Linked DNA regions of Homo sapiens: region 1 is linked to region 2. A link is a loop called in an ENCODE intact Hi-C map of the cell type or tissue named here. Cell type or tissue: PC-3. All regions are shown on one strand. Links, peaks and the distances in the headings refer to the core of each region. The heading gives the core; the rest is flanking DNA. Region 1 overlaps DOCK3 (dedicator of cytokinesis 3). Region 2 overlaps DOCK3 (dedicator of cytokinesis 3).

Region 1 (16,614 bases), core at 5,176-13,175, 570 kb after region 2:
AAGTTTAGAATAGGACCTAGGAAGTAGAGAGGGTTCAAGATGAAAAGAGACGAAGGTCAATTTCATGATTATGAAGTGAGGTACAAAAACCAAAATCCCAAACATTTGTATGGTCTAATAGTTTCATTTCCAGCAAAGAATTTGGGGAGAAATTGATATGTACATGAAAAACTAGGTAAATGAAAAAATAAGTCAAATATTAATTCCAAAGAAAACAAAAAGTAATGCAAGATATAATCATAATATGCTATACAGATAAGCTATGAATTAATCATAATGACATATAAGCCAAATACTAAATTAACCAAAAAAGGTAAATATATTGGAAGAATGAAAGAAGTATGTTTGGAATAGGAAATAATAATAGAGTAGAAGTCTTGATTTATACTGCAGAGTGAATCTATAAAAATAAAATGAGGCTGGGCGCGGTGGCTCACACCTGTAATCCCAGCACTTTGGGAGGCCAAGGAAGGCAGATCACAAGGTCAAGAGATCAAGACCATCCTGGCCAACATGGTGAAACCCCATCTCCACTAAAAATACAAAATGTAGGTGGGCATGCTAGTGCACACCTGTAGTCCCAGCTACTTGGGAGGCTGAGGCAGGGGAATTGCTTGAACCCAGGAGGCGGAGGTTGCAGTGAGCCAAGATTGTGCCACTGCACTCCAGCCTGGCGGCAGAGCGAGACTCCATCTCAAAAAAAAAAGAATGAAAAAAAGTAAGAAATAGAAATATAAGCATGTTATTTTAAAATATGAAAGTATATCCCAGCAGAAACAAAAAACTAAAAAAATTTGACTTCTGAAATATAATTCTTTAAGATAAATACAACTGAAAGAGAAAAGGCATTTTATAGTCCGGTTTTAATGCCTCTTCAAAAATCTATCATCCTGGACTGGATTATAGAACAGAAAAGAAACATTAGTGAGCAAATTCAACCAAAATCTATGGTTAAGTTCATAATATTGTACCAGGCCAGGTGCGGTGGCTCATGCCTGTAAATCCCAACACTTTAGGAGGCCAAGGCAGGCAGATCACTTGACACTAGGAGCTCCGTACAAAACTGGACAACATGATGAAACCCTGTCTCTACCAAAAAAAAAAAATTAGTCTGGCATGGTGGGGTGTGCCTGTAGTCCCGGCTACTCAGGAGTCTGAGGTGGAAGGATGGCTTGAGCCTAGGAGGCAAAGGTTGCAGTGAGCTTAGATTGCTCCACTGAACTCCAGCCTGGGCGACAGGGCTACATCCTGTCCTAATAATAATAATAATTTACAAATATTAATTTCTTCCTTTTAATAATTTTATCATGGTTATGGAAAAATATAACATTTAAGGGAAGCTGAATGAACAAGGATATTCAGGAACTATATACTATCTTATAACTCTTCTAAAAGTCTAAAATTATTCCAAAATAGAAAGTTTTATTTTAAAATCTATCATGAAGTATTTGGAAAAGAAAATACTAGTATTATATTAGTATTAGTATTATAATAAGGCCAGGTACCCACTCCACAACTAAGAAAAGAAACCGTGCCCATACATTTTGTATCCCCTACCCAGATACATTGCACTTAGTATTTACTATTCTTATGCACTGTTTATTTCTACTTTTATTACATAGGTATAGCCATCATACATACACACAGTATTCTTTTGCATGTTTTTACACTTTATAGAAATAGATTCATATAGTGAGTATTCTGCATACTTAGGTTTTTGATTGATGTTATTACATTTATGAGGTCTGTTTGTATTAATATGTGAGCTACAGTTCATTCATTTCATTTTTGAATACTATTTCATTGTAAAATATATCCCATGATTCACAGATGGTCCCTGACTTAAGCAGGTTTTACTTAAAATTTTTCAACTTCATGATGGGTTTATCAAGACATAACCCCATCATAAGTCAAGAAGCATCTGAACTTAAGGTGGTTCAACTTAATGATTTTCAACTTTAAAATATATTTATTGAGGTATTAAATGCATTTTCTTTTTTCTTTCTTTCTTTTTAAGACAAGGTCTCACTCTGTCACCCAGGCTGGAGGCAGTGATGATCACAGCTCACTGCACCCTCAAACTTCTGGGTTCAAGCAATCCTCCTATCTCAGCCTGTTGAGTAGCTGGGACTACAGACATGCTCCACCACACCTAATTCTTGTTTTTGTAGAAACAGGGTCTCACTATGTTGCCCAGGCTGGTCTCAAACTCCTAGCCTCAAGTGATTCTCTCTCGCCTCAGTGTGCCAAAGTGCTAGGATTACAGGTGTGAGCCACAACACTTAAATGCACTTTTTACTTAATGATATTTTCAATTTATCATGAGTTTACTGGGACATAACTCCATTGTTAAGTCAAGGAGCATCTGTAGTTCTCCAACTATGTCTTGTTGGTAGACATTTAAGACATTACCAATTTTTTGCTACTACAAACAATTCTGTGGATGTCTTCATGTGTACATGTGTAGAAGTTTCTCCAGATCAATGGCTTTTGTATATTTTTTTCTTACCATGGCTCAGACTTAGAAATATGCTTTAGATCATAACCCCATACACATAAAATTGAAACAAATCTCATGAAGAAAAAACACTTAATGATGCTACATGCAATTGCGCCAGTTACCAATTTATTGCCCCTCAAAACTAAACTCACCTTTCTTTGCCCTGGTTAGTAATACCTGAGTTGGGGCCTGTGATGGTTACTATTATGTGTCAACTTGACTGGGGCCACAGGATGCCCAGATATTTGATTAAACACTATTCTGGATGTGTCTGTGAGGGTGTTTCTGGATGAGATTAACACTGGAATCAGTAGACTGAATAAAGCAGACGGCCCGCCCCATTGTGAGTGGCCCACATCTGATCTTTTGAAAGCCTGAATAGAACAAAAAGGCAGAGTAAGAGAGAATTTGCTCTGCCTGCCTGATTCTCTTTGAGCTGGAACACTGGTCTTCTGCCCTTTGGGCTTGGACTGGAACTTATACCGCAAGCTCTCCTGGGTCTATAGCTTGCTGACTGCACATCTTGGGACTTCTCAGTCTCCATAATATCTTTTATTTTTATATATAGATGTATTAGTCTGGGTTTTCCATAGAAACAAATATTCCAGAGTACACACACACAAAACGCTTCTCTTGAAAAGAGACTAATACAACCCTATAAACATCTTTCTTTTGCCAGCTCATGGGAGTTGGGCTTTAAGAGAGGGTGCTGAAGGGATCTGGTGTGCTATTGTTTTATTGTGAGCACTCTACTCAGTGGACTTGCACGTTGGAGGCCCAGTAGTGCTTATCTTAGCCACCTTCACAGACTAGCTATGGCCCTTATTCTCTGGCAAGTTTCTCTACCACCTGGAGAGCCACACCTATGAATCTGCTCGACTCATTCATGCCTTTCCACAAGTTTTTCTACCATCCAACAGGTTGCTCCTATAGACCAGCTCCAACGCATGCCCTCTGGCAAGTTTCACCGCCACCAGCAGGCTACACGTTCCTATGGCATCCATGCTCTTTCCCATAAATTCTGAATCTTAGGCTAGAAGGGATAGGAGTTAAGTTCTTAGTTTCTTGCTTGTCCACCCTCTCTCAGCCCTACAGGTAGCAGTTGATTTCTGCATTTGCTATCCCTTTGAGTCTTATTTTAGCCCTTTTAGCAGTTAACTACTTTTTTACTAGTTAACAATTATTTATATTAAATATTCTCTATTCCAATTAGTGTGATTTCTCTCTCTTGATTGGATCATAACTGTTATAACAATATATTTAGATATTTCTTATTCTATTCTTTTTTATTCATGCAGATAAGTGAGCCACTAAATATAACTGTAATAACCCCCTAATGATTTGATGAAGACAGCTTGAAAAACATTTCTCTAAGGTATATACTTAAGAATTAAATGGCTAGGTCATAGGATATGCACATCTAACTTCACAAGATGCAACCAGCATGTAAGCATTCCAATGGAAACATATCTGTGCCAATATCTGAATATGTGAGACATTTCAGTTTTCTCAAACTGATATGTATAAAATCATTTATCATTCTGATTTTAACTTGCTATTCCATGAATGACTCTTTTTCTTTCTTTTCTTTTTTCTTTTATTCTCTCCCTCCCTCCTTCCCTTCCTTCTTTCCTTCCTAACAGGTTCTCATTCTGTCACACAGGCTGGAGTGCAGTGGTACAATCATAGCTCACTGCAGCCCTGACCTCCTGGGCTCAAGTGATCCTCCTGCCTCAGCCTCCTGAGTAGCCAGAACTACAGGCATGCACCACCACACCCACCTAATTTTTTTCTTTTCTCTCTTCTCTTTTTTATAGAGACAGGGTCTCTCACTTGTTGATTAGGCTGGTCTTGAACTCCTGGCCTCAAGTGATCCTCCTACCTCAGCCTCCACTGAGGATTACAAGCATGAGCCACCATACCTGGTCCTCACCTATTATTTATTCTTCTTGGTTTGTAAGAGATCTTTTATATTCTGATTGCTTATCTTTGTTGTATCACTGCAAAAATGTTTTTATCTGTGACTAGATTTTTTATTTTTAAACCTTTCATCCAGTTCACTGATGCATAATTTACATATAGTAAAAAATACAGATCATGAACATACAGTACAATGAGCTTTGACAAATGTAATAACCATGAAACCCATATTTCATCCAGATATAGAACTTTTTAATCACCCTGAAAGTTTCCTCATACTTCTTTCCAGTCAATCCTTTCCAGTAAGCAACTACTGTTCTGGTTTCTATCACCACAGATTTGTAGTGTTACTTATTCTTGAACTTCATATAAATGGAATCAATATGGACTGTAAAATTCTATTTGGGCTCTTTTATTTAATATATTTTTCAGATTCTTCCATATTGTTTAGTTTTATACTTTTATCAACTTTTTTACAAAGTTGTTTTACTTTTTTAAATAAACTTTTTATTAATATGTAACATCCGTAAGTGTGCAAATCATTAGTGTACGGCTAAATTTAAAAAAAAATTTTTTTCAGACGGAGTGTCGCTCTGTTGCCCAGGCTGGAGTGCAGTGGTGCAATACCGGCTCACTGCAACCCAGGTTTTAAGTGATTCTCCTGCCCTAGCCTCCCAAGTAGCCGGGATTACAGGTGCCCATCACAACGCCCAGCTAATTTTTGTGTTTTTAGTAGAGACAGGGTTTCACCATGTTGGCCAGGCTGGTCTCAAACTCCTGACCTCAAGTGATCCGCCCGCCTCGGTCTCCCAAAGTGCTAGGATTACAGGCATAAGCCACCGCACCCCGCCAGCTAAATAAATTTTTAAAGAGTATACATACCTGTCTGCCCACCACTTAGATAAATAAAAACAGTAGCAGCATCCTAAAACCCACTTGTACCTCCTCCAGTCATCAACACACACACCCTTAAAAAGATTTTTTTGAGACAGGTTCTCCCTCTGTCGCCCACGCTAAAGTGTAGTGGCACAATCATAGCTCACTGCAGCCTGGAACTCCTGGGCTCAAGCAATCCTCTCACCTTACCCACCTGAGTAGCTAAGACTACAGGCACACACCACCATGCTAATTTTTAAATTTTTTGTAGAGACAAGATCTCGCTATGTTACCCAGGTTGTTCTCAAACTCCTGGCCTCAAGTGATTCTCCTGCCTCGACCTCCCAAAGTGCTGAGATCCCAGCCAATAACCACTACTCTGACAAATATCACCTGATTCAGTTTTGCCTGATTCTGTCCTTTTTGTACACAAAATCATAATAACACTAATTCTCATATCTGGCTTCTTTTTTCAATAATATGTCTGTGATGGGTCATCGTATTGTATGTAGCAATAACTAACTCATTTTCCTTTCTATATCACATTCAGTTGTATGAATATACCACATATTTGCCCATTCTACTGCTGATGAACATTTTCATTTTTTCCAGTTTGAGACTATTATGAACAAAGCTGATACTAACATTTTTATAGGTATTTTGCTGTTGGGTTCATATTTATGAGTAGAATTGTTAAATTATAAGGTATGTGTATATTCAGCTATAGTATATAGTGCCAAAGAGTATTCCAAAGTGCTAATAACATTTTCCCCACCATCAGTAATGTCTGGGAGTAACAACCGATCGACATTCTCACTAGCACTTGGTATCGTGTTTTAATTCTTAGACATTCTAGTGGCCATCTGGTGGTAGCTCACTACAGTTTAAACGTGCATTTCCCTGATGACTGAGATTAAGCACCTTTCCATATGTTTTTGAGCCACTAGGATATGTGTTTTTTGAGGAGCCTACTCAAGCCTTTTGCCTGCTCTTCTATTAGATTATCTTTTAATTTTTGACTTGTAATCATTCTTTACATGCTCTGAATACAAGCCTTTCGTAAAATAACTCATCGTGACTTCTTTTTCCCTCTACTTAACGATCTTTTGAACAAGAAAATTTTCATTCTAATAAAGTATAACTTACCAATCTTTTCCTTTATAGTTAGTGCTTTTTGTATCTTTATAAAAGATCTTTGTATACACCAATGTCAAGAATAGTTTCCTATGCTTTCTTCAAGGTGAATTATTTTTACATTTCACATTCAGTTCTACCATCTACTTGGAATTGAGTTTGGAGTATATTCTGTGAGGCAGGAATCAATATTCATTGCTTTCGGTATTGGTCCAGTATCATTTACTGGATAGGCCATCATTTTCAATTTCAATTGGCATAGCATCACTTATTGTAAAGAGCATCATTTCTCCACTGCACTACAATGTCACTTCTCTCATACATCAGTGGATGATATATCTCCACGGAGTGGACAAGCAAGAAACTAAGAACTTAAAAGAACCCCTTTCCCTTCAAGGGTAAGATCCAGAATCTGTGGGAAAGAGAATGGCTTCCACAAGAACATGGAGCCTGCTGGTGATGGCACAACTTCCCAGAGCACTTGGGTTGGAGCTGGTTTCTAGTAACAACCTGCTGATTGGCAAAGAAACTTTTGGAAACACATGAGTGAGCCAGAGTTAGCCCATAGGTGTGGCTCTCCAGGGTCTATTTCTGGCCCCTCTATTCTGTTTCAGTAGTCTTTTACCCCAAATCACAGTCTTAATGTATAATAAATCTTGATATCTGGTACCATAAGTCCTCTAGTTGAGATAATCTTCAAGATTATCATATTCTTTGTAACCTTTTGCATTTTCATATGAATGTCATAATCAGCTGTTCAATTTCCATACCCAAAAAAAGCCTGCTGGATTTTTATCAGGATTGCATTAAATCATTAGATTAACTTGGAGAGAACTGGCATCTTTATGATAGTCTTTCAATTCATAAACATAGTAAATCTTTCCATTTGTTTAGATCTTAATTTTTATCAAGATTTTTATAGTTTTCAACATGAATGTCTTGTATTTTTATTAGATTTCATTCCTTAGCATTTGATACATTTGATACTACTATAAATAGCATTGTTTTATTCATTTTCTAATTCTTCTTTGCAAACATAGAGAAAAAATGTGTTTTTAAAATACTGACATTATGACTAGGTGCAGTGGCTCATGCTTGTAATCCCAGCACTCTGGGAGACTGAGGTGGGAGGACTGCTTGAGACCAGCCTGGGCAACATGGCGAAATCCTATCTCTATAAAAGTAATTAAAAATTACCTAGACATGGTGGTGCACACCTGTAGTCCCAGTTACTCAGGAGGCTGAGGTGAAAGGATTGCTTGAACACGAGAAGGCCAAGGCTACAGTGAGCTGTGATTGTGTCACTGCACTCCGGCCTGGGCAACAGAGCAAGACTTTGTATCTATCGATCAATCAACACAATACTGACACTGTAGCCATCAAATTCCCTTAGTTATTCTCAATATTTTCTACAGATTCTACTGCACATTTTACACATAAAATCATATCAAATACATATGATTATTTCAACTTTTCCTTTCCATTCTGTATGTTTCCTACCTTACTGTATATACTAGCTAGTACTTATAATACTATGTTCAACAGATGTGGTGATAGCAGGTGCTGTAGTTTGAATATTTGTACTCCCACACATCATGCTGAAATTTGATCCCCGATGTTGGAAGTGGGCCACAATGGGAGGTGTCTGGGTCATGAGGGCTGTTCTCTTATGAAGAGATTAACGCCCTTCAGGAGAGGGAAGGTGAGTGAGTTCTCACTCTGTTAGTTCCTGGGATAGCTGGTTGTTAAAAGATTGAGCCCAGGAGTTCAAAGTTGCAGTGAGCTATAATTGTACCACTGCACTCTGGCCTGGGTGACAGAACAAGATCCTGTCTCCAAAAAAAAAAAAAAAAAAAAAAAGAGCGTGGCAGAGCAAGATGGCTGACTAGAAACACCTGGTGCTTGTCTCCTCCACAAGAACCAACAAAGGTAAAAAATAAATAGCTAAGATTTGACTGAAGTGTTGAAGAAAGAAAAGTGGAATGCCACAGAGGAGTGGAGATGCATCTGTGGTGACTGGATTCCGAAGAATGCAGTGTAAAGGCATCTGACCTCTGCAGCACCGTCTCGCCAAACCAGATCAGACTGGGGCCCAGAGACAGGAGGGACTTCCCATTGTAAGGGAAAAGTAAGCAGAAGATCCCCACCATCCCCTACCACCACTGCAAAGGCCTACAGTCCTTACACCCCCTGAGTCCAGTTTGGAAAGCCACCAGAAATTCATGCAACTGCACTGCTCCAGGTTGGGAACACAACGTGTGCTAACCCACCCCTTGTGAGCCAAGCTATTGCAGCAAGACACCATCTTGAGACTAGAGCCACCTCTGGAATGCTCCCTCCTCTTGGGTACAGTAGCCACTGCACTTCTCCACCAATGGGGCTCCATCTTCATTATGCCAAGCACCCACAGATGGCTAAATGCCATAACCCCAGATGCACAAAGCTTGGGCTCAAGATTGCCTGTGACTCCAGTCCTGCACAGCAGGGAAACCAACCCCCGCTGCTACACTTTCAGCCAGAAGAACAGTCTTCCATTCCCACCCAGGGTGAACATGCCCTTGAGAGCCAGCCATGTCCTTACCCACCCTCCCCCAAGCAGAAGAGGTCCCTGAGCCTACAAGGAGCCAATATTCCCTGGGGCCAGTGGCCTGGCTACATGGCCACAGCATTCCCACCCAACACAGACATGCCCCTGGCCTACCCAAAGGTCCTATGCTCCCAATAAGGACTTGAGAAAAGTCCCACAGGCCGCCCTCACAGGTGTGCCCCCAGGTCAGCCAGGCAGCAAAGAGCTCAACTCTTGGATGTGAAAATAGCCCTGCAAGCCACACCCAGTAAGCACACCCCTGAGCTGACTGAGCAGCCTTACACCTGCATCCCAGACCTGAGAAACAGCCTCATGAGCCACCCCTGGCAGACACACCACACCCCCAGGCCTGCTGGGCAGTTGTATTTCCACATCCCAGCCTCAAGAAACAGCCCTATGGGCCACTTCTAGCAGGCATGCTCCCAGGCCAACTAAGCAATCCTGTGTCTGCATCTCAGGTCTATGAAACAGCCCTGTGGGCCACCCTCTACAGAAGCACCCCCAGGCCAGCTGAGCAGCTGCAGCCATGTCACAGGCTTGAGAAACAGCTCTAAGTCTGCCCCCCAGCTCCTGACATATTCCCCCAGGCCAGGCAAGCAGCCTTGCACATACCAGGCCTCAGAAACAGCCCTACAGGTTGCCAATGACAGACCCAGACCCAGGCCAGCCAAGCAGGTGCACATCCACAACATAAGCCAGAGAAACCCAGTAAACCACCTCCAGCAGACATGCACCCAGGAAAGCTGAGCAGCCACTCACCCACATACGAGGCCAAAGAAATAGCTCCATGGGCTGTCCATGGTGGGCAAAATCCAGATCAGATGAGTAGCCTTGTATCCTAAGCTGGAGAAACAGGCCCTGTGGGCTGCACCTGATAGACAAGCCCACAGGTCAGTCAAGAAGTCTTGTGTCCACATCCAGAGCCTGAGAAATGGCCCTGCAGGCCGACCCTGGCAGACATGTCCCCAGGTCAGCTAAGCAGCGGTGTGCCTGCATCCTGGGCCTAAGAAACAGCCCCACAAGCCATTCCTGGAAGGTATGTCCACCGACCAGCCAAGCAACTGTATACCTATGTTCAAAGCCAGAGGAATGGCTCATGGCCCCAACCCCAGCTGACCATACCCCAAGTTGGCTGATCTACTGTGTGCACACACATGTCCCCACCCAGAGAAACAGCCCCAGCAAGCCCACCCCTGGAAAACCTGTACCATCATCACCACAAACTCTCTCAGCCTAGGCCACTCAGAAACATGCAAATTCCACTACTATGGGTTACAGCTGAAAAAACTACATGGAAACTAGGTCAACACACTCCACCAAACCAACACCCCAAGACTCATGCAAATAAGAATTTCCCTAAGAAACCTACACCATAAAATTGGAAGAGGCGACTTTTCCACTAGATGGATACAAATCAATATAGGGACATATCAACCAAGAAAAAGCAAGAAAACACGTCACCTACAAAGAAAAACGATTATCCAGTAACAGATCTCAATCATAAGAAAATATGTGAAATGCCAGAAAAAGAATTAAATGTTAATCTTAAGGAAACTCAGTGCCATACAAGAGAAGACAGATGATTCAACAAAATTGGGGAAATCAACGCATGATTTGAATAAGAAATTCAAAAAAGATAGATAAGCCAAACAAAAATCCTACAGCTGAAGAATTCAATGACTAAAAAAATAAAATCAAGAGCTTCTAGAACAGACTAGACTAAGCAGAAGAAAGAATTTCTCCCCTCCCCCTCCCCCTCTCCCTCTCCCCACGGTCTCTCTCTCCCTCTCTCTCCACGGTCTCCCTCTGATGCCAAGCGGAGGCTGGACTATAGTGCCGCCATCTTGGCTCACTACAACCTCCCTGCCTGATTCTCCTGCTTCAGCCTGCCGAGTGCCTGGGATTGCAGGCGCCAGCCGCCACGCCTGACTGGTTTTCGTATATTTTTGGTGGAGATGGGGTTTCGCCGTGTTAGCCGGGCTGGTCTCCAGCTCCTAAACGTGAGTGATCCGCCAGCCTCAGCCTCCCAAGGTACCGGGATTGCAGACGGAGTCTTGCTCACTCAGTGCTCAATGTTGCCCAGGCTGGAGTGCAGTGACGTGATCTCGGCTCGCTACAACCTCCACCTCCCAGCCGCCTGCCTTGGCCTCCCAAAGTGCCGAGATTGCAGCCTCTGCCCAGCCGCCACCCCGTCTGGGAAGCGAGGAGCGTCTCTGCCTGGCCACCCATCGTCTGGGATGTGAGGAGCCCCTCTGCCTGGCCGCCCAGTCTGGGAAGTGAGGAGCGCCTCTTCCCGGCCGCCATCCTATCTAGGAAGTGAGGAGCGTCTCTGCCCGGCCGCCCATCATCTGAGATGTGGGGAGTGCCTCTACCCCGCCCCCCATCATCTGAGATGTGGGGAGCGCCTCTGCCCCGCCGCCCCGTCTGAGATGTAAGGAGCGCCTCTGCCCGGCCGCGACCCCGTCTGGGAACTAAGGAGTGTCTCTGCCCGACCACCACCCCGTCTGGGAGGTGAGGAGTGTCTCTGCCCGGCCGCCCTGTCTGAGAAGTGAGGAGCCCCTCTGCCCGGCAGCCGCCCCATCTGGGAAGTGAGGAGCGTCTCCACCCGGCAGCCGCCCCCTCCAGGAGGTGGGGGACAGCCCCCGCCCGGCCAGCCGCCCCGTCCAGGATGGAGGTGGGGGGCAGCCCCAACCCGGCCAGCTGCCCCTTCCAGGAGGGAGGTGGGGGGCAGCCCCCGCCCAGCCAGCCGCCCTGTCCAGGAGGGAGGTGGGGGGCAGCCCCCGCCCGGCCAGCCGCCCCATCTGGGAGGGAGGTGGGGGGCAGCCCCCGCCTGGTAGCCGCCCCATCTGGGAGGTGGGGGGCACCTCTGCCCAGCCACGCTGTCTGGGAGGTGGGGGGCCCCTCTGCCCGGCCGCCACCCCGTCTGGGAGGTGTACCCAGCAGCTCATTGAGAACAGGCCATGATGACGATGGCAGTTTTGTTGAGTGGAAGGGGGGGAAGTGTGGGGAAAGGAAAGAGAAATCAGATTGTTGCTGTGTCTGTGTAGAAAGAAGTAGACATGGGAGACTCCATTTTGTTCTGTACTAAGAAAAATTCTTCTGCCTTGGGATGCTGTTAATCTATGGCCTTACCCCCAACCCCGTGCTCTCTGAAACATGTGCTGTGTCCACTCAGGTTTAAATGGATTAAGGGCGGTCCAAGATGTGCTTTGTTAAACAGATGCTTGAAGGCAGCATGCTCGTTAAGAGTCATCACCACTCCCTAATCTCAAGTACCCAGGGACACAAACACTGCAGAAGGCTGCAGGGTCCTCTGCCTAGGAAAACCAGAGACCCTTGTTCACATGTTTATCTGCTGACCTTCCCTCCACTATTGTCCTACGACCCTGCCAAATCCCCGTCTCCGAGAAACACCCAAGAATGATCAATAAATACTAAAATAAATAAATAAATAAATAAATAAATACATAAATACATAAAATCTTAAAAAAAAAAGAATTTCTGTACTTCAAGACAGGTCTTTTGAAATAACATAGGCAGACAAAAACTAAATTATAAAAATGAAGAAAGCCTGCAGGATTTATGAAACACCATCATGTGAATAAAGTATTACAGATGTTCCAGAAGGAGAAGAGAAGGGAAAGGTGGGGAAAACATGTTTAATGAAATAATAGAAGAAAATTCCCCTAAGCATTGGGAGAGATATGGACATCCAGAACCAGGAAGCTCAAAGAACCCCAACAGATTCAACCCAAACAGGTCCTCACTGAGAGACATATATTATATATCAAATTTTCAAAAGTCAAAGACAAAGAAATAATTTTAAAAGCAGCAAGAGAGAAGTGTCAAGTCACATACAAAGGAAACTCCACTAGACTAACAGTAAATTTCTCAGGAGAAAACTTACAGGCCAATAGAGAGTGGGATGATATATTCAAAGTACTGAAAGAAAAAATAAAAATTAAAAATGGCAATGAGGAATATTATACCCAGCAAACCTACACATTAAAAATGAAGAATAAATAAAATCTTTCACAGACAAGAAAAACTAAGAAAACTCATCACCACTAAACTGATCTTGCAAGAAATACTCAAGAGAGTCTTATATCTGGAAGTAAAAAAGATGATAACCACCATCGATAAAACATACGGAACAATAAAACTCATTGGTAGGACTCATACACAAACAAGAGAGAAAAACAAATAAAACCTTATCAATGTAAAACACCACTCAACTGTAAAAATAATGGGAGGAAGTAAGAAACAAAGAATATACAAAACAATCAGAAAACAGTAAAATAATAGGAGTAAATCCCTATCAATAATAATCTTGAATATAAATGGATTAAATATACATTTAGAAGACATAGATAGGTTGAATGGATAAAAAAGAAAGACCCTATGATATACTGCCTACAAGCAACTCACCTCACCTATAAAGACACACAAAAACTGTAACTGAAGGAATAAAAAAGATATTCCATGCAAAAGAAAACCAAAAGTGAGCATGAATAGCTATACTTATATTGGACGAAAAAGACCTGTAGTTAAAAGCTGTAAAAAGAGACAAGGCAACACAGTAATAAAGCAATCAAGTTAGCAAGAGAATATAACAATTATAAATATATATGCACCCAACATCAGAACACCCAGACATATAAAACAAATACTATTAGACCCAAATGAAGAAATAGATCCAAATACAATAATAGCTGTGGACTTCAACACTCCACTCTCAGCAATGGACAGATCATCTTGACAGAAAACCAACAATGGGACATCAGATTTAAACTGCACCACAGACCAAATGGATGTAACAGATATTTGTAGAACATTTCACCCAACAGCTATAGAATACACATTCTCCTCATCAGCCCATTGAACATTCTCCAGGATTAACTATATGTTAGGACACAAAACAAGTCTCAAAAAAAACTTTAAGATTGTTAGATATGAGTTCTAAATTTCTCTTCAAAGTATCAATATGTCAGTATGTTCAATTCTTTGCCTTCTACTTTTAAACTTAACTTCCTCATAAAGCAACCTTTTTCAATCACCTGCTCCACCCTGACTCCTTCCAATTACCTGCTCCACCCTGACTCATTCCAATTATCTGCTCCACCCTGACTCATTCCAATTACCTGCTGCACCCTAACTCATTCCAATTACCTGCTCTGCCATAACCATTTTTCCTGCCAAACCACTCACCAGGTCACTCTCTTTAAATTAGCCAATCAGAATTAGTTTAGCCTGTGCGGCCTAACCCTAGCTAATAGGAGGAATAACAAGCAGCAGGGGCCACATGTGTCAGGAATCAGAACCCCTTCCCCTCCCTTGTCCAGGTGTGTGCTCACCATTGCTCCATCTGTGAGGGTGCACCCTTCTATAGAAGTAAATTGCCTTGCTGAGAAGAAAAAAAACAGAAAATTTTATATTCAAGCACTATTTCTTTTACGACACTGAAACTTTATTTATAACAAGATCAAAATCATACCAAGTATCTTCTCAGACCAAAATGGAATAAAACTAGATATCAATAAGAAAAGGAACATCTGAAACTATATAAATGCATGGAAACTAAACAACATGCTCCTGAATGACCAATGGATGGAAGAAGAAATTAAGAATGAATTTCAAAATTTCTTGAAATGAAAATAGAATCGTAAGATCCCAAAAGCTAGGGAACACAGCAAAAGCAGTATTAAGAGGAAACTTCAGGGAAATATATGCTGAAATTAAAAAAACTAGAAAGATTTCATATAACCTAATGGTGCACCTCAAGGAACTAGAAAAGCAAGAAGAAACCAAAACAAAAAGTTAGCAGAAGTAAAGAAATAATAATGACCAGAACAGAAATAAACAAAATTGAGACTAAAAACAAAAGATCAACAAAACTAAAAGTTGTTTTTTTTGAAAATAAATAAAATTGGTAAACCATTAGCTAGACTAAGAAAAAAGAGAAGATCCAAATAAAATCAGAAGTGAAAAATGAGACAGCACAACAGGAGCCATGGAAATACAAAGGCTCATTGGTGATTACTATGAAATATGTCAATAAATTTAAAAACCTAGAACAGATAAATTCCTGGACACCTACAACATACCAAAAGTAAACTAAGAAGAAAGAAAATCTGAACCAATAACAATAATAACAAGTAATGAGACAACTCAGTAATAAAAGGTCTTTCAACAAAGAAAAGTCCAAAAATAATGGCTTCACCAAAGAATTCTATCATTCTTTTAAAGAAGAATTAATACCAAGTCTTCTCAAACTACTTCAAAATGTTGAAGCAGGGAATTCTCACTAATTCATTCTACAAGTCCAGCATTACCTTGATAGCAAAACCACATAAAGACACAATCAGAAAAGAAAACTACATGCCAATATCCCTGATGAACACAGACACAAAAGTCCTCGACAAAATACTAGCAAACCAAAGCCAACAACATATCAAAAAGATAACCATAACCAAGTGGGATAAATCCCAGGAATATAAGAATAATTCAACACATGCAAATAAACAAACATCATACATCATATCAATAAAATGAAGGACAAAAACCGTAACACCTCAGTAGACTCAGAGAAAGCTCTTAATGAAATTCAACATCCCTTCATGATGAAAACACTTAATAAATTATGTGTAGAAAAAAAGCATCTCAATATACAAAGGCCATATATAACAAACCCACAGCTAGCATCTTCTGGAATGGGGAAAAAACTGAAAGCTTTTCCTCTAAGAACTGGAACAAGACAAGGATCTCCACTCTTATTCAACATAGCACTAGATGTCCTAGCCAGAGCAATCAGGCAAGAAAAATAAATAAGAGGCATCAAAACTGGAAAGCAGAAAGCCAAACTGTCCCTGTTTGCAGATGACATGATCTTATATATACAAAAACCTAAAGACTCTACCAAAATACTCTTAGAACTGATAAACTAATTCAGTAAACTTGCATGATATAAAATTAATGAACAAAAATCAGTATCACTTCTATACAGGAACAATGGAGGAGCCAAAAAAATGAAGAAGGCAATCCTATTTACAATTGCTACAAAAAAAAATACCTAAGAATAAATCTAACCAAGGAGGTGAAAGATCTCTACAAGGAAAACTACAAAACACTGATAAAAGAAATCGAAGAGGACCCAAAGAAATGGAAAGAAAGGCCAAGTTCATGAATCAGAAAAATTAATATTGTTGAAATGGCCATACTACCCTAAGCAATCTACAGATTCGATGCAATCCCTAACAAAATACCAATGACATTCTTAACAGAAATAAGGGGGAATATCCTAAAATTGGCATGGAACCAGAAAAGATCCCAAATACTCAAAGCAATCTTGGGCAAAAAGAGCAAAGCTCATACTACTACACCTCAAAACATACTACAAAGCAATAGTAACCAAAACAGCATGATACTGGCATAAAAACAGACACACAGACCACTAAAACAGTATAGACAACCCAGAAATTAATGCACATATCTATAGCCAATTAGTTTTTGATAAAAGTACCAAGAACATTCATTGGCAAAAGGACCATTTTTTCAATAAATTATGCTGAAAAAACTGGATATCCATATGCAGAACAAT
Region 2 (16,614 bases), core at 3,322-11,321:
GGCAGACAGGAAGGGCTGGGCCTCTTGGGCTCCGCTATCCAGACTCCAGCTGCTGGGGGCTGCTGGCACAGCTGAAGGGTGGAAACAGATGGCATGAAGGGAGGTTACTTCTTGAGCCACCCTCTGGGAGAAGTACAGCTTGTGGCTTCTCCAGTGTGCACCACGTATCCAGCACACATGTGGGGCATGCCAGCACCTGGAACTAAAAACGCTGGCCAAGCAAGGCACTGTGGTCCACAGGGGAGAGTGGCCAGGGATTGAAGCTGCTTAAGAGGAGGGCAACAGAGTGAGTTTATGTCTAAAGAGTATTCAGGATGAGATAGCTGAATGTGCAGCAAGGAGTGAACGCCTGCAGCCTCTGGGATCTGCCAGGAGGAGAAGAGAAAACAGGACAGAAGAGTAGAGATGAGAATGAGAGAATATAGAGAGAGCACAGGACATAGAGCTCCTTGCCAAAGTCTAGAGTCAGCTCTCCTACTGCCCAGGCTCAGTGGGAAAAGCAGGGAGCAAGGACAGGTACCTGTTGGAAGAAACTGCAGCCCAGATCCAGCTGGACCCACTGCTTCCTAACAGGAGGAGGGAGGGCTGTGGAGCCGATGAGTACCCTTTGGCGTCTACAGAACCCCAGTTCCTAGCACCCACATGCCATGGATGCAGGGGTGCAGTGGGCCCAGGAAAAAGGGAAGCACAGAGTGCCCTTCTGTGTTAAAGAAGGAGTCCACTGCCAGAATACTGTCCCCTCAGCCACAGTTGGGATGACAGACTTTTCAGGAGGAGAGAGGAATGATGGCTGGACCTTGGGGTCTGAGGGTGCCACTCTGCAGAAGCAGCAGTGGACATGTGAATTCTTTTGGCCAGCTCCTCCTAGAGAACAAATACCAGCAAAAAGAAATATGTCCTTTCTCTGTTGGAGCCAGGCAACTCTCCCCTTTGGGCTATTAGCAGCAGAGAAGCGGCTCACAATCCAGGTGCTGTCACTGGATTTGTTCTAAGGCCGTGGTAGCTACATTGAGCCTGAGGTGGCTGAGGTTTGGTTTCTTCCTGGCCTAGACACAGAGATGGGAATTTCAGGGCCTAATGGGAGCTGACAGGCTTTGGAAGGGAAGGAGCTAGAGTCTGTCCTTTGAAAAGGATGTGGCCAGAGGGGCTGGGCCCCCTCAGCTGTCCAGGGATAAGACTGTGACATCCATCATCCTCTTCTTCCTCATTGCGCAGGAACTGGCGTGAGCTTGCAGCAGAACGCAGGGTAAAACTCCACTGTCTAAACAGCCTCAGTTCTGAGAATTGCCCCGTCTCCTGGTATGGTTGATAGCTGGCGGCAGGAAGGAGGGGTGTGCCAGTGATTGAGTTGCAGGCAAGACACTTAGCTGTTGCCTGAAAGGAGGAAAGAATTCTGCATCTGATGAGCATCAGGTGGATTTCACCAAATAGCCTCCTTAGAGAGCCTGAGCCATCCCAAGAACAGGCCCACTCACCCATGCTCCCTACAAGATGCAGCATGAGCTTCTTGGTGTTGAGGCTCCCTGTACCTTCCCCTCTCTGCCAAAAAAATCACCTTCTCCATAAAAAGCCACCAAAGAAATATCAGGGAATAGGAAGCTTAGAAATGGGTCTGGGCGGCTTCCCTAAAGGGGTTCTGACAGCCCAGGATCTCAGATGCACACCTAGCCCTGGAAGAATTATGGGGTGCAGATGTTCACCCACAAGGGCTCAAAGGAGCTCTAGGGCAGGAAGGCTATGGGAGAAGAAGGCTTACAGGGCTTTAATGGTTTACAAAAGGGTGCCTGCCTGAGTGACTCCATATAAACCAGAAGCCATCAAGTTTGCCCTGCAGCCTGATGTCTGTGAGCAGTGGGGCCAGTAGACCTTTGCCATGTAGCATAAATGCACTGGGGCTAGAGGGAAGGCTAATACAGAATGACTTATCCTAGGAAAAGAAGGGTGATCCCAACTGTATCCTGTCGCCTCCCTCCCTCACCATTAACAACTGTCCAGCACTGGCCTGAGGCCGCCAGTGCATAGCCCATGGTCCTGAAGGCAGGCTCACCTGATCTGGGAGTCACTGCACGGCAAAAAGAGATACCTGTAAGTGAGAGATGTAGTCCTCATGGGACTCAGAACCCTGACAGACAAGAGAATGATGACAAGTATGTATAGTTCCTGCCCTGGAGGATCCAGGTAGAGACTTAGGGAGCTACGCTCTGGCCTGTGTGTTGCCACTGGGCAAATGTCTGATTAGCTGCCTTCTAAATGCTGGCCTTGTGGTACGGATATGCTTGCTCTGGGCTCAGCCTCTGTTCTGAGACAACCCTCCTTTCCTTCCACACCTAGGGGTGGGCATGTCCAGCTCCTTGATGTAGTCGTAGTCTGGCCTTGGCCTGAGGCCTGAAGCGCTAATGTGTCTGGTTGGGGTAGGGTCCTGGTCTGGCCACCAGCACCTGTTTGAGCTCTAAGCCTGTCTAGACTCTTGGCTACTTCTGACGTTGCTCTGCATCTCAGCTGAAGAAATGCCACTGTGGATTCTGGCCCTCCAGGCGAAAAGGGCACTCTGTTTTGGGTCACAGGTGCAGAAGTCCAAGAAGCTGCATGTTTTCGGGATATACGACCTTGAAGCTATGAAGGCATCTTCAGCCAGTCTCCAGGCCCTTTGTGGTGGGGCACCCAGCTTCAGTGCCCATCAGTGTTTTGTCTCTTTAAAGAGGACACAGAGGTATGTCCTCCATGATGAGCAAAGGCGGAGCATAACAGTGGGGACAGCACATAGCACTCGATGAACAGATACGATGATAACGTGATGATGACAGCTTTGGAGGGACATGTTCTGATGGAATAGGGGATGACAGGTTGTATTGGTGGGAACTGAGTGTGCCCTAAACTCCAATAGATGGAGCAGCTAGGCAGAGAACCTGTGAGGAGAGGGGCGGATATGAGGCCAGGTTCTGGGTGGCAGGAAGGCTCAGCACTTAGTATTACTCTCTGTTAAAATTAACTCAGATCTCCGTGTCTGAGGTCTGAGTCTGCTTCTTCCATCGGCTTGCAGAAGCAGAACACAGGGTAAAATGCCCACTCTCTAAACAGCCACAGGTCTAAGGAGGATTGCTCAGTCTCACAGTATGGTTGGTGGCCTTGCAATAAAAGATGGATTCACAGCAGCTGCTGGCCAGAGTGGCTACAGAAGGACCGGACTCCTTTGGGGCACCCTGGGCTTCACTTGGAGAAGCCTGTCTTTGGGAAATAGCATGTCTTTCCCCTTCCTCTTGGGGCTTGTTTGGCCACGGCCTGTTCTGAGCTCCAAGGAAAGATCCCTGAGGGCCCAAGCTGAGAGGGACCAAAGGGGCCACAAGGCCTGCTGAATTCTGGGGGTGGCTGGGAGGAGTCTAGGGAAGTAGTTTTCTACAGTTTGCACACAGAAGCCCAAGTTTCCATAAAGGTGGGCTCAGGGCAGGAGGCAGTTGGGACCTCTGAGGGTAGGCCCTGAGGAAGGAGGGATACAGGATATAAACCTTAGCATCAAGTCAGACATGGGTTAAATAGTGAGCACAAGAACTGGTCAGAATTCTGGACAGACGGACAGACCTGAGTGTTGAAGTATGGCTTAGCCCTGGCCAGCTGGTACTCAGGGACAAGAGTCAGACACTCAGGATGGGGACAGACATGGGGGGAAGGCCACCTGGGCAACAATACCTTTTTCAGCCACAGACAGATTGGGATCACTGCAGGGTTTGCAGGCTCCGACCACTTGCTGGAACAGGGCTCGCTGGAAATTCGGCGGCTGAAGGAAGGAGATAAACATTACAGAGAGTGAAAACAACCAATTATATCTTGGGAGGCAGTGTTGTGGGCGACGAGAGACAGGACACTACAAGATCAGACGGGGAAAACAAAGCAGTGGCACAGCTCACACTTGAGATATACTGAGACCCCCAGGCCAGCCCTAGGAAAGACTGTCCAGGGTGTCTGGTTCTCAGTGCTTCTATACACAATATTTGCAATACCATCCTCCAGTATCTGGCTAGGACCCAGCTGTCTTATGTAGGGCCCAAGAAACAGAACATAGCTACCTGGGAGCATCTGTTTGCATCCTTTTGTCTGGCTAGAGAGATCCCCACTTCCCCATGAGCACTGACAGGTTTAGCCTCCTGGAGAGGCCCTGCACAGGCCCATGCTAGCACTGAAGGCAGAGGAAAGGACAGTATCAAGCCTAGAGTCACAGACAGGACTTGCTGTTTTAATGGGCAGCTGCCAAGCAGATCTCATCCCTCTACCTGGCAGAGCCAATCAGGCACAGGGAGGTACCACTAAGAAACTCCTGGCATTCTGAGGCTAGGTAATGGTCACTGAGAGGTGACTTTTATGGACCCTGATAGAAGGGCAGGGACAGACTGCCCAAGGGAGGGAGTTAATCCCTACAGCTTCTTGTTCAAGGTCCCCAGGCAGAGCATTTGGAGAGCTGTGCAAATGGCATGTAGAACAGCCCCAGCAGGTAGTGAGGGACTTCAGTTGGATGGATGAATAAAAGAGGCAGAGTTTGTTCCAGTGAGGATGCCCCACAAATAGGGAGGAAGAACATCTTCCAGACCAATGTGTCCACCACTGCCTTCTCAGAACAGGCTGCAAAGAACCAATTACCTTTGCTAGACTGTTTAGGGATGACGAGTCCAGGATCTGGCGGGAAGGACAGATAGCTACATGAGCAATGCTGGTTCCAATGGTGGTTCCTGCCACCATTCTACTCACGCCTACACTCTGTCTGGATTGCTGGTCCTCAGGTTCACTGCACTCCACATCCAGAAGCCCAGCGGCCTTTTGCGGGATCTTACAGCGGAATGAGAGAGCCATGTAGGACAATGCAGAAGGCCCCGCAAATGCAAGGAGGGAAGCACAGGCTAACACACTTGCAGCAGAGGACAGTCAGTGTGGTGGGTCTATTACCTGTCCGTTCTCCAGGATGGCTGCTGGATACATGGCACTGCTTGGGCGGTCCCGGTATGTGGGCAGCAACAACATCATTTCACGGGCATGGCGGTACTTATCTGGCAGAGAGGGAGAGCCTGTAACCAAGTGAGAACAATCAAGCACAGATGACAAGCCACAGATGGAGGGTCCAGCAGTCAAGCATCCTCAGGACTAGGGAACCAGGGTAGGTGTCCCTTACAGTTAGGGTGAGGATGAACTCAGCAAGCACAGGAGGAATGAAGCAGAGTCTGGTTGTTAGATGGTGGCAGTGGCTGCACCTCATGTCCCAGCCAAGGCTGACATACAGCAGGCTGGTGAGATGCAGATCCGCTGACAGAGTCCCCACCATGCTCAGAAGCAGAGGGTGAGGAGAGTTAAGAACTGGAGCAGGGTGGCTAGGGGCTCCCTGCATCAAGCACTATCAGGAAATGGGTGTGGCCTGTATGCTGGGCTCTCCTGGGGTCCAGGCATGGGAACAGGCCAGCTTGCAATGGAGACACTCACACAGAGACAGAGACACTCAGATAACATAGCCACACTGTTATTACTTGACATACTGTGTCTTTACGCACTTACCTTCTCCTGACACCACTGGCCCTGTTCTCACCTGGCTCCCTACCGACTTTTCTCAGAGGCTTCTCCCTTCCAGATTCTAGGTCCCAGCACCTGGCCTCTGCCTTCCTGCCAGTCCTACTGCAGCCCTAGAGCCAGGCTGGCTGGGGGCCAGGGCTCTGCACACAGGTTGCTCTCCGGGGTTTTGCTCTGTGACACTTGCCCTTCCGTGAACTCAGGGTTCATGGAACTAATGTGGAAATTATGGGGCTTTAACTCAGGCTCTTTAGTTGACTTGATTCATGTTCTACTCCTGTGAGGCCTCTGCAGTGATTTCCCCTAGTCTGAGGGACTGTTATGGAGGCCACACCATGCCACATGTGGTGTGACTCTGTCCCCATGGATTCAGACCATAGCCGTAGGTCCAGGAACTTGTCAACCCATGGTCCTTAAGAAGATCTTCCACAGAAGCAATAAGAGTAACTTGCTGGCTTTCCTGGGGGAATGGGTAATTTGGAAGGCCCTCCAAATGTGCTCATTGTACCAGATACCAGCATATCCATGAGAAACCACTGGGGGAATCGGAGCCCTCACAGGAGGATCACCTGGATCTCAAGCCTCTGCCTGGCTCTATTGGTTGAAACCCCTCTCTGGGGTGTCCTCTGAGTGAAGTTGGGTAGTTTAGACCAACCCATGGGCTCCAGCTGAATCTGCAGCTGGGGTCAATCTGCAGCTCCTAGAGGCTCTGTGTCTCTGGAACTCAGGGTCTCTGGGGCTTTCCTTTGAGTGTGCAGTGCCAGCACTGTCAGGACACAGCTAAAAATACGTCTTCTTCAGCCAGCTTGCCAAAGGAGTCCTTGAGAAATTCCTCTTGTATTCATTTCAGTCCAAGAAGATGAGGCTAAAATACTTTGAAGAAGTCAGCGTAATAAATACCAGTAATGTAACTTTTTCCACAGTTGGTCTGAGTGATCCTGTTTGTAGAACCTCAGGGCTGGCTTTAAGACCCAGTCATTAAAAAATGTCCTTTCACTTGTAAGAGAATGACTAAAATATGATTTTTAAAACTCGACCTGAATTGCTATTTTGTGATTTTACTGGTTTCTATGTTCTCTTTTAGAACCTGTACTCTTAGGCAACCTCAAGAAGATGGCTATGTAAAGAGAAATGAAAAAAGCACCTATTCTCACTGACCAATATAGTGCTTTCCCAGCAAGAAACTCTCAGAATGCTTCCTGAGCATTGCAGCCCACAGCTCTAGACAGGACTACTCTCTGTTCAGTATGCACCGGAAAACACACAGCACCTTTAGACCAACTCAGTAACATCAAACCCATATCTAATGCCCATTCCACACCAAGCATGTGATTGGAACCTGGTATACTGTCTTGCTCAGGTTGTCCGTGGTCTCTCACCTCGTGGAGCTCACAGCCTGGCTCATAAAGAAAACCCCACATCTGCATACTCAATATCCTGATCCGTGTGAGGGGGTTAGGATGGAGATATAGCAGCCTGAAGGCTGTAGCCAGGGCTCAGGGGCTCTGCTGAAGATTCAGACTCATGTTATGGTGGTCTCTCTGGGCTATGGTGGCCACAAAGGGGTGCTCTGTGCCACCACTAAAATTTTTAACTCTACCACTTCACTTCCCTCCCCCTGCCCTCTGCCCTGGGCAGCCAATCCCATGGTAGGAGAAGGTGATGGTTACTTTTCATGAAAACATTTGAACAACACAAGGGTTTCTGTGTTCATGGGACTTCTGAATTATGTGAGTTGTAGTCTAGTAAACCCCAGTGTCAACGAATTACTTAAGGATTATTCAAAATCCCTGTTTCCTAGCTCCAATCAGCCTTTTGATCAGCAGGGGGAGCTGTCAACTCACAAGAGTTTAGGTGAAAAAAGCACCTATTCTCATTGACCGATACAGTGCTTTCCCAGCAAGAAACTCTCAGAATGCTTCCTGAGCATTGCAGCCCACAGCTCTAGACAGGACTACTCTCTGTTCAGTATGCACCGAAAAACACACAGCACCTTTAGACCAACTCAGTAACATCAAACCCATATCTAATGCCCATTCCACACCAAGCATGTGATTGGAACCTTGTATACTGTCTTGCTCAGGTTGTCCGTGGTCTCTCACCTCATGGAGCTCACAGCCTGGCTCATAAAGAAAACCCCACATCTGCATACTCAATATCCTGATCCGTGTGAGGGGCCTTGCAGGCCATTCCTCTCAGACATTTCCAAAGCAACAGGAATCACAGCAGTGTCCATGGGTATGGCAAGGAAGACCACTGGTCTCATGACCACTCTTGGGAGTGGGGGAAGTAACCCCAATGCAAAGGCTTCCCTCAAGATCACCTTTACGAAAGCTTTCCCCTCCCTGGTAATACCAAACACAAACTTCAAACAGAGTGGACTGTTTCCTCCCTTCTTTGCCCAGAGTGTATCTACTACAACATCTATTACATACATTTGAAAGTATCAGTCTTTCTCTATGATGCCATGTCACACAGACCCTTCTATTTTGTCTCCCAGGGCCTAACACTGTGCTTGATAGATGTAGGACCTGCACCTTTCTCCAGATGAGCCTGCACATGGATGGTATGGAAGTTGTGGTCTAGAAGGGACTTGCTTTCTTTCTTACTGCCTCTGATCTTGTCACTGTTCTCTTTGGGCCCAGTTCTGTTTAACCATTTTGTTTATTTTTGCACTTAATGTTTACCCCCAAAAGGGAAGGGGCTTCTCTCAGCCTTCCTCTGTGTGATATTCTGGAGTTTGGCCATTGTGACAGCTCATCTCCAAAAATGGTGACCATCAACACCTTCTGTCCCAAAACACACACACCATTCCTTACAACATGAGGTGTAATCTCATTCCTCTTTCTGGTATCTGGGTTGACATTAGTGACTTGAGGAGACTAGAAACGTGGGGACTTCCTGGGACATCCAAGGCTGGGTAAAAACGAGCCTTGAGGCTTCTTCCTGGGTCTCTTGGAATGCTTTCTCTGGGGAAAATCAGCTGCCATGCTGTGAGAAGCCTAAGTCACATGGAAAGGTCATATGTAGGAGCTCAAGTTGACAGCCCCAGTCGCACCCCAAGCTGACCACCAGCATCAATTGCCAGCCATGTATGTGAGCCATCTCGAATATCTAGCCCACCTGAGCTTTTAGATGATTCCAGCCAGTGACATCTGACACCAAGTGAGAATTGCTCAGTGAGCCCTGTAAACCCACAGAATAAGAGATGATAATAGATTGTTTTAAGAAGTTTTGGGGGTGGCTTATTATGCAGCAACAGATAACCAAGCCATTTGAAGTAAAAATGAGTTATTTCCAGACAAGAAGATAATTTCTCTCTATTCAGCACTGACATAGTGCACCACCTGCCCCCGTGGCAAGAGCCATGCAGGTTCCTCACTGAGCATTCAGTAAAAGCTTGATAAGTGAATAAATCAGTCAACGGCTGGAAGGAAAAGGTGGTAACCGCCAGCCTGTGAGGTCCCCAAGAGCAGGGCCTGCTTATTCCTCCTCTTTCTTCTTTTCAGGACACTAAGTATCTGGAACAGCCTAGAGGAAGTGTCTGACCAATGTCAGAGTGCATTTGAGTTCAAATGTCCATCCTTGGTTGCCTTCTGTGTTTATCAATCATCATGATTCAGAGATCTGTCCTCAGCAAGAATACCAGATAAAGTCTTAGATATGTCAGAACATATCTTAGAGACGCTTTAGGTTAGGGAAAAAAACAAAACCAGAAGGGATTACAGAAACTGTTTCTGCAGCTCTATTCAGGACTATTTACCTGAAGACACTATAAATGCCAACCTTGACTGTGGCACTCATGGCTCAGGGTTTCTTTTCTTTTTATTCCCAAGGCCGTCTTTCAGTGTGCCTTCTTGATAACACATATCACTGCTCCTTCTCTATGTCTGCAGCTTTCACATACTGACAAATCTTCAGCATGCACCGATCTTTTGGTTCATTTGTCCTATTTAGTACTAGAAATGTCTGCTTTCAAATGCTGGCTCCCCTTTTCTGACCTCAGAGTCCATGCTAGGGAGGCAATATGGGCAGTGGAATGGGCATGAGAGTGAGGGCTGGTGAGTGTAAAGATCTGTGCCCCAAACTTAGCTTGGCTGTGAACTGGCTAGGTGGCCTTAATTCCCTTGCCCTGGAAATGAGGGCTTGGTCTGAATACTTCAGGTGAAGTCTGACTGTGCCTGCTGCAACCTTACTCCACTTCCCTCTACAATCTGCCAAGGCTTTTCCCAGGTGGTCACTGCATCTTTTCACTGTGCCATACAGCAGTCACTCCTACTGTGGGCTTCTCTCCATCACTCCTACTGTGGGCTTCTCTCCATCACTCCTACTGTGGGCTTCATGGGTTTGTGTGCTTTAGAGAGCTTCTTTTCTTAATGACTTCCCAAGTCATACATTTGTGCTATTACACCAATCAGACGTAGATTTTCACATAGTCCCATATTTCTTGGGGGCTTTGTTCATTTCTTTTTACTCTTTTTTCTCTAAACTTCTCTTTTCGCTTCATTTTCATTCATTTGATCTTCAATCACTGATACCCTTTCTTCCAGTTGATCGAATCGGCTACTGAAGCTTGTGCATGCATCACGTCACTCTCATGCCATGGTTTTCAGCTCCATCAGGTCATTTAAGGACTTCTCTACACTGTTTATTCTAGTTAGCCATTCATCTACTCTTTTTTCAAGGTTTTTAGCTTCTTTGCAATGGGTTCAAACATCCTCCTTTAGCTCGGATAAGTTTGTCATTACCGATCATCTGAAGCCTTCTTCTCTCAACTTGTCAAAGTCATTCTCCATCCAGCTTTGTTCCATTGCTGGCGAGGAGCTGCGTTCCTTTGGAGGAGAAGTGCTCTGATTTTTAGAATTTTCAGCTTTTCTGCTTTGGTTTCTCCCCATCTTTGTGGTTTTATCTACCTTTGGTCTTTGATAATGGTGACGTACAGATGGGGTTTTTGTGTGCATGTCCTTTCTGTTTGTTAGTTTTCCTTCTAACAGTCAGGACCCTCAGCTGCAGGTCTGTTGGAGTTTGATGGAGGTCCACTCCAGACCCTGTTTGCCTGGGTATCAACAGTGGACGCTGCAGAACAGCAAATGTTGCTTTCTGATCCTTCACTCTGGAAGCTTTGTCTCAGAGGGGCACCCTGCCATATGAGGTGTCAGTCGCCCCCTACTGGGAGGTGCCTCCCAGTTAGGCTCCTGAGGGTTCAGGGACCCACTTGAGGAGGCAGTCTGTCCGTTCTCAGATCTTAAACTCCATGCTGGGAGAACCACTACTCTCTTCAAAGCTGTCAGACAGGGACGTTTAAGTCTGCAGAAGTTTCTGCTGCCTTTTGTTCAGCTATGCCCTGCCCCCAGAGGTGGAGGCTACAGAGGCAGGCAGCCCTCCTTGAGCTGCAGTGGGCTCCACCCAGTTCGAGCTTCCCAGCCGCTTTGTTTACCTACTCAAGCCTCAGCAATGGCGGATGCCCCTCCCACAGCCTCACTGCCTCCTTGCAGTTCAATCTCAGACTGCTGTGCTAGCAGTGAGAGAGGCTCCATGGGTGTGGGATCCCCTGAGTCAGGCGCAGGATATAATCTCCTGGTGAGCCCTTTGCTAAGGCCACTGGAAAAGCGCAGTATTAGGGTGGGAGTGTCCCGATTTTCCAGGTACCATCTGTCACGGCTTCCCTTTGCTAGGAAAGGTAACTCCCCGACCCCTTGCATTTCCTGGGTGAGGCAATGCCCCGCCCTGCTCCGTGGGCTGCACCCAGTGTCTGACAAGCCCCTGTGAAATGAACCCAGTACCTCAGTTGGAAATGCAGAAATCACCTGTCTTCTGTGTCAGTCACACTGGGAGCTGCAGACTCGTTGTGTTCCTATTCATGATGGGGAGAATGGAACCAAATTGGAAAACACTCTTCAGGATATTATCCAGGAGAACTTCCCCAACCTACCGAGGCAGGCCAACATTCAAATTCAGGAAATACAGAGAACACCACAAAGATATTCCTCAAGAAGAGCAACTCCAAGACACATAATTGTCAGATTCACCAAAGTTGAAACGAAGGAAAAAATGTTGAGGGCCACCAGAGAGAAAGGTCAGGTTACCCACAAAGGGAAGCCCATCAGACTAACAGCAGATCTCTCAGCAGAAACTCTACAAGCCAGAAGAGAGTGGGGGCCAATATTCAACATTCTTAAAGAAAAGAATTTTTAACCCAGAATTTCATATCCAGCCAAACTAAGCTTCATAAGTGAAGGAGAAATAAAATCCTTTACAGACAAACAAATGCTGAGAGATTTTGTCACCACCAGGCCTACCTTACAAGAGCTCCTGAAGGAAGCACTAAACATGGAAAGGAACAACCGGTACCAGCCACTGCAAAAACATGCCAAATTGTAAACACCATCAACGCTACAAAGAAACTGCATCAACTAACGAGCAAAATAACCAGCTAACATCATAATGACAGGATCAAATTCACACATAACAATATTAACCTTAAATGTAAATGGGCTAACTGCTCCAGTTAAAAGACACAGACTGGCAAATTGGATAAAGAGTCAAGACCCATCAGTGTGCTGTATTCAGGAGACCCATCTCAAATGCAGAAACACACATAGGCTCAAAAGAAAGGGATGGAGGAAGATCTACCAAGCAAATGGAAAACAAAAAAAAAGCAGGGATTGCAATCCTCGTCTCTGATAAAACAGACTTTAAACCAACAAAGATCAAAAGAGATAAAGAAGGCCATTACATAACGGTAAAGGGATCAATTCAACAAGAAGAGCTAACTATCCTAAATATATATGCATCCAATACAGGAGCACCCAGATTCATAAAGCAAGTCCTTAGAGACCTACAAATAGACTTAGACCCCCACACAATAACAATGGGAGACTTTAACAGCCCACTGTTAATACTAGACAGATCAATGAGACAGAAAGTTAACAAGAATATCCAGGAATTGAACTCAGCTCTGCACCAAACGGACCTAATAGACATCTACAGAACTCTCCACCCCAAATCAACAGAATATACATTCTTCTCAGCACTACACCACACCTATTCCAAAATTGACCACATAATTGGAAGTAAAGCACTCCTCAGGAAATGTAAAAGAAAAGAAATTATAACAAACGGTGCCTCAGACCACAGTGCAATCAAACTAGAACTCAGGATTAAGAAACTCACTCAAAACCACTCAACTACATGGAAACTGAACAACCTGCTCCTGAATGACTACTGGGTACATAACGAAATGAAGGCAGAAATAAAGATATTCTTTGAAACCAATGAGAACAAAGACACAACATACCAGAATCTCTGGGACACATTTAAAGCAGTGTGTAGAAGGAAATTTATAGCACTAAATACCCACAAGAGAAAGCAGGAAAGATCTAAAATTGACACCCTAACATCACAATTAAAAGAACTAGAGAAGCAAGAGCAAACACATTCAAAAGCTAGCAGAAGGCAAGAAATAACTAAGATCAGAGCAGAACTGAAGGAGATAGAGATACAAAAAACCCTTCAAAAATAAATGAATCCAGGAGCTGGTTTTTTTTGAAAAGATAAACAAAATTGATAGACCACTAGCAAGACTAATAAAGAAGAAAAGAGAGAAGAATCAAATAGATGCAATAAAAAATGATAAAGGGGATATCACCACCGATCCCACAGAAATACAAACTACCATCAGAGAATACTATAAACACCTCTATGCAAACAAACTAGAAAATCTAGAAGAAATGGATAAATTCCTGGACACATACACCCTCCCAAGACTAAACCAGGAAGAAGTTGAATCCCTCAATAGACCAATAACTGGTTCTGAAATTGAGGCAATAATTAATAGCCTCCCAACCAAAAAAAGTCCAAGACCAGATGGATTCACAGCCGAATTCGACCAGAGGTACAAAGAGGAGCTGGTACCATTCCTTCTGAAACAATTCCAATCAAAAGAAAAAGAGGGAATCCTCCCTAATTCATTTTATGAGGCCAACATCATCCTGATAACAAAGGCTGGCAGAGACACAACAAAAAAAGAGAATTTTAGACCAATATCCCTGATGAACATCAATGCAAAAATCCTCAATAAAATACTGGCAAACTGAATCCAGCAGCACATCAAAAAGCTTATCCACCACAATCAAGGGAGCTTCATCCCTGGGATGCAAGGCTGGTTCAACATATGCAGATCAATAAACGTAATCCATCATATAAACAGAACCAAAGACAAAAACCACATGACTATCTCAATAGATGCAGAAAAGGCCTTTGACAAAATTCAACAGCCCTTCATGCTAAAAACTCTCAATAAACTAGGTATTGATGGGACATATCTCAAAATAATAAGAGCTACTTATGACAAACCCACAGCCAATATCATACTGAATGGACAAAAACTGGAAGCATTCCCTTTGAACACTGGCACAGGACAGGGATGCCCTCTCTCACCACTCCTATTCAACATAGTGTTGGAAGTTCTGGCCAGGGCAATCAGGCAGGAGAAAGAAATAAAGGGTATTCAATTAGGAAAAGAGGAAGTCAAATTGTCCCTGTTTGCAGATGACATGATTGTATATTTAGAAAACCCCACTGTCTCAGCCCAAAAGCTCCTTAAGCTAATAAGCAACTTCAGCAAAGTCTCAGGATACAAAATCAATGTGCAAAAATCACAAGCATTCCTATACACCAATAACAGACAAACATAGAGCCAAATCAGGAGTGAACTCCCATTCACGATTGCTTCAAAGAGAATAAAATACCTAGGAATCCAACTAATAAGGGATGTGAAGGACCTCTTCAAGAAGAACCACAAACCACTGCTCAACAAAATAAAAGAGGACACAAACAAATGGAAGTTCCAACATTCCATGCTCATGGATAGGAAGAATCAGTATCGTGAAAATGGCCATACTGCCAAGGTAATTTATAGATTCAATGCCATCCCCATCAAGCTACCAATAACTTTCTTCACAGAATTGGAAAAAACTACTTTAAAGTTCATATGGAACCAAAAAAGAGCCTGCATTGCCAAGACAATCCTAAGCAAAAAGAACAAAGCTGGAGGCATCATACTATCTGGCTTCAAACTATACTACAAGGCTACAGTAACCAAAACAGCATGGTACTGGTACCAAAACAGATATATAGACCAATGGAACAGAATAGAACCCTCAAAAATAATACCACACATCTACAACCATCTGATCTTTGACAAACCTGACAAAAACAAGCAATGGGGAAAGATTCTCTATTTAATAAATGGTGCTGGGAAAACTGGCTAGCCATATGTAGAAAGCTGAAACTGGATCCCTTCCTTACACCTCATACAAAAATTAATTTAAGATGGATTAAAGACTTAAATGTTAGCCTAAAACCATAAAAACCCCAGAAGAAAACCTAGGCAATACCATTCAGGACATAGGCATGGGCAAGGACTTCATGACTAAAACACCAAAAGCAATGGCAACAAAAGCCAAAATTGACAAATGGGATCTAAACTAAAGAGCTTCTGCACAGCAAAAGAAACTACCATGAGAGTGAAAAGGCAACCTACAGAATGGGAGAATATTTTTACAATCTACCCATCTGACAAAAGGCTAGTATCCAGAATCTACAAAGAACTTAAACAAATTTACAATAAAAAAATCAAACAACCCCATCAAAAAGTGGGCAAAGGATATGAACAGACACTTCTCAAAAGAAGACATTTATGCAGCCAACAGACACATGAAAAAATGCTCATCATCACTGGCCATCAGAGAAATGCAAATCAAAACCACAATGAGATACCATTTCACACCAGTTAGAATGGCAATCATTAAAAAGTCAGGAAACAACAGGTGCTGGAGAGGATGTAGAGAAATAGGAACACTTTTACACTGTTGGTGGGACTGTAAACTAGTTCAACCATTGTGGAAGACAGTGTGGAGATTCCTCAAGGATCTAGAACTAGAAATACCATTTGACCCAGCCATCCCATTACTGGACATATACCCAAAGGATTATAAATCATGCTACTATAAAGACACATGCACATGTATGTTTACTGCGGCACTATTCACAATAGCAAAGACTTGGAACCAACCCAAGTGTCCATCAATGACAGACTGGATTAAGAAAATGTGGCACATATACACCATGGAATACTATGCTGCCATAAAAAAGGATGAGTTCATGTCCTTTGTAGGGATATGGATGAAGCTGGAATCCATCATTCTGAGCAAACTATTGCAAGGACAGAAAACCAAACACTGCATGTTCTCACTCATAGGTGAGAACTGAACAATGAGAACACTTGGACACAGGGTGGGGAACATCACACACTGGGGCCTGTTGTCAGGTGGGGGAAGTGGGGAGGGATAGCATTAGGAGATATACCTAATGTAAATGACGAGTTAACGGGTGCAGCACACCAACATGGCACATGTATACATAGTAACAAACCTGCACGTTGTGCACATGTACCATAGAACTTAAAGTATAATAAAATAAATAAATAAATTTGTGATATTTTTCTTTGGTTTCATAATAATGAGAAGAACAAAGAGACTCCCTCCTTCTGAAGCCTGGAAGCAAGAGCAAGTGACTGGCTGGCAAGCTCAGACCACTGTCACTACCCTGCAAAGCCAACCCTGGGAAGCACTAGATCCTATGTACCACAGCTAATTTCCATTCCACTGCAAATGTTTCTGTCTACAAGGACAGAATCAACTTTCACTTGGGAACTAGGATTAGAACGTGAAAAAGATGCGAAGATGCTGCCTCTCAAAGAACAATATTCATTCAACTGAACAAGAAATCAACTAATAATTGGCAAAGTAAATAGGTTTTTACAGAGCCATCTCTCCTGAGAAAGCCTTTCCCAACTGAAGAAAAATTTTTTGGTTGCTGTTATTGTTTTAGAATAACATTTTCCAGGGTTAATTTTAGTCTCCCGATTTACTTTTCATACTTTGTCATCATGCCTGATTCCTCAAGACAAAAGACTCACTTTTGCCTAGACTTTGATCTTTGTTCTAGCAAAACTTTCAATGGGAAAGAAGTGAGCTTTCTTCTAAGCTGTGTGTCCTGTGACTGAGG

The links. Hi-C counts contacts between places; a loop is a spot of excess contacts. Peaks named below come from ENCODE experiments on the same cell type or tissue, not always from the same donor. Only the 100,000 strongest peaks of a DNase experiment are listed, where the experiment ranks them.
Region 1: a loop joins it to region 2, with 9 times the contacts of the local background. A loop is called at or near these places in 2 of 110 quality-filtered maps.

The regions. Positions count from the first base shown.
Region 1 is chr3:50,798,926-50,815,539 of GRCh38, reverse strand. The region is part of intron 2 of DOCK3 (dedicator of cytokinesis 3); the gene reads right to left. Among named protein-coding and RNA genes, the nearest start is that of MIR4787, 130 kb to the right of the region's middle. In PC-3, for the core only: no CTCF peak of the experiment used is centred there; a DNase peak (open chromatin) is centred at 8,469.
Region 2 is chr3:51,362,906-51,379,519 of GRCh38, reverse strand. DOCK3 (dedicator of cytokinesis 3) reads right to left here. Exons shown (of 53, transcript NM_004947.5): 50 at 4,933-5,051; 51 at 3,685-3,772. Among named protein-coding and RNA genes, the nearest start is that of MANF, 14 kb to the left of the region's middle. In PC-3, for the core only: a CTCF peak has its summit at 7,353 (motif pointing right); a DNase peak (open chromatin) is centred at 7,369; H3K27me3 peaks cover 948 bases.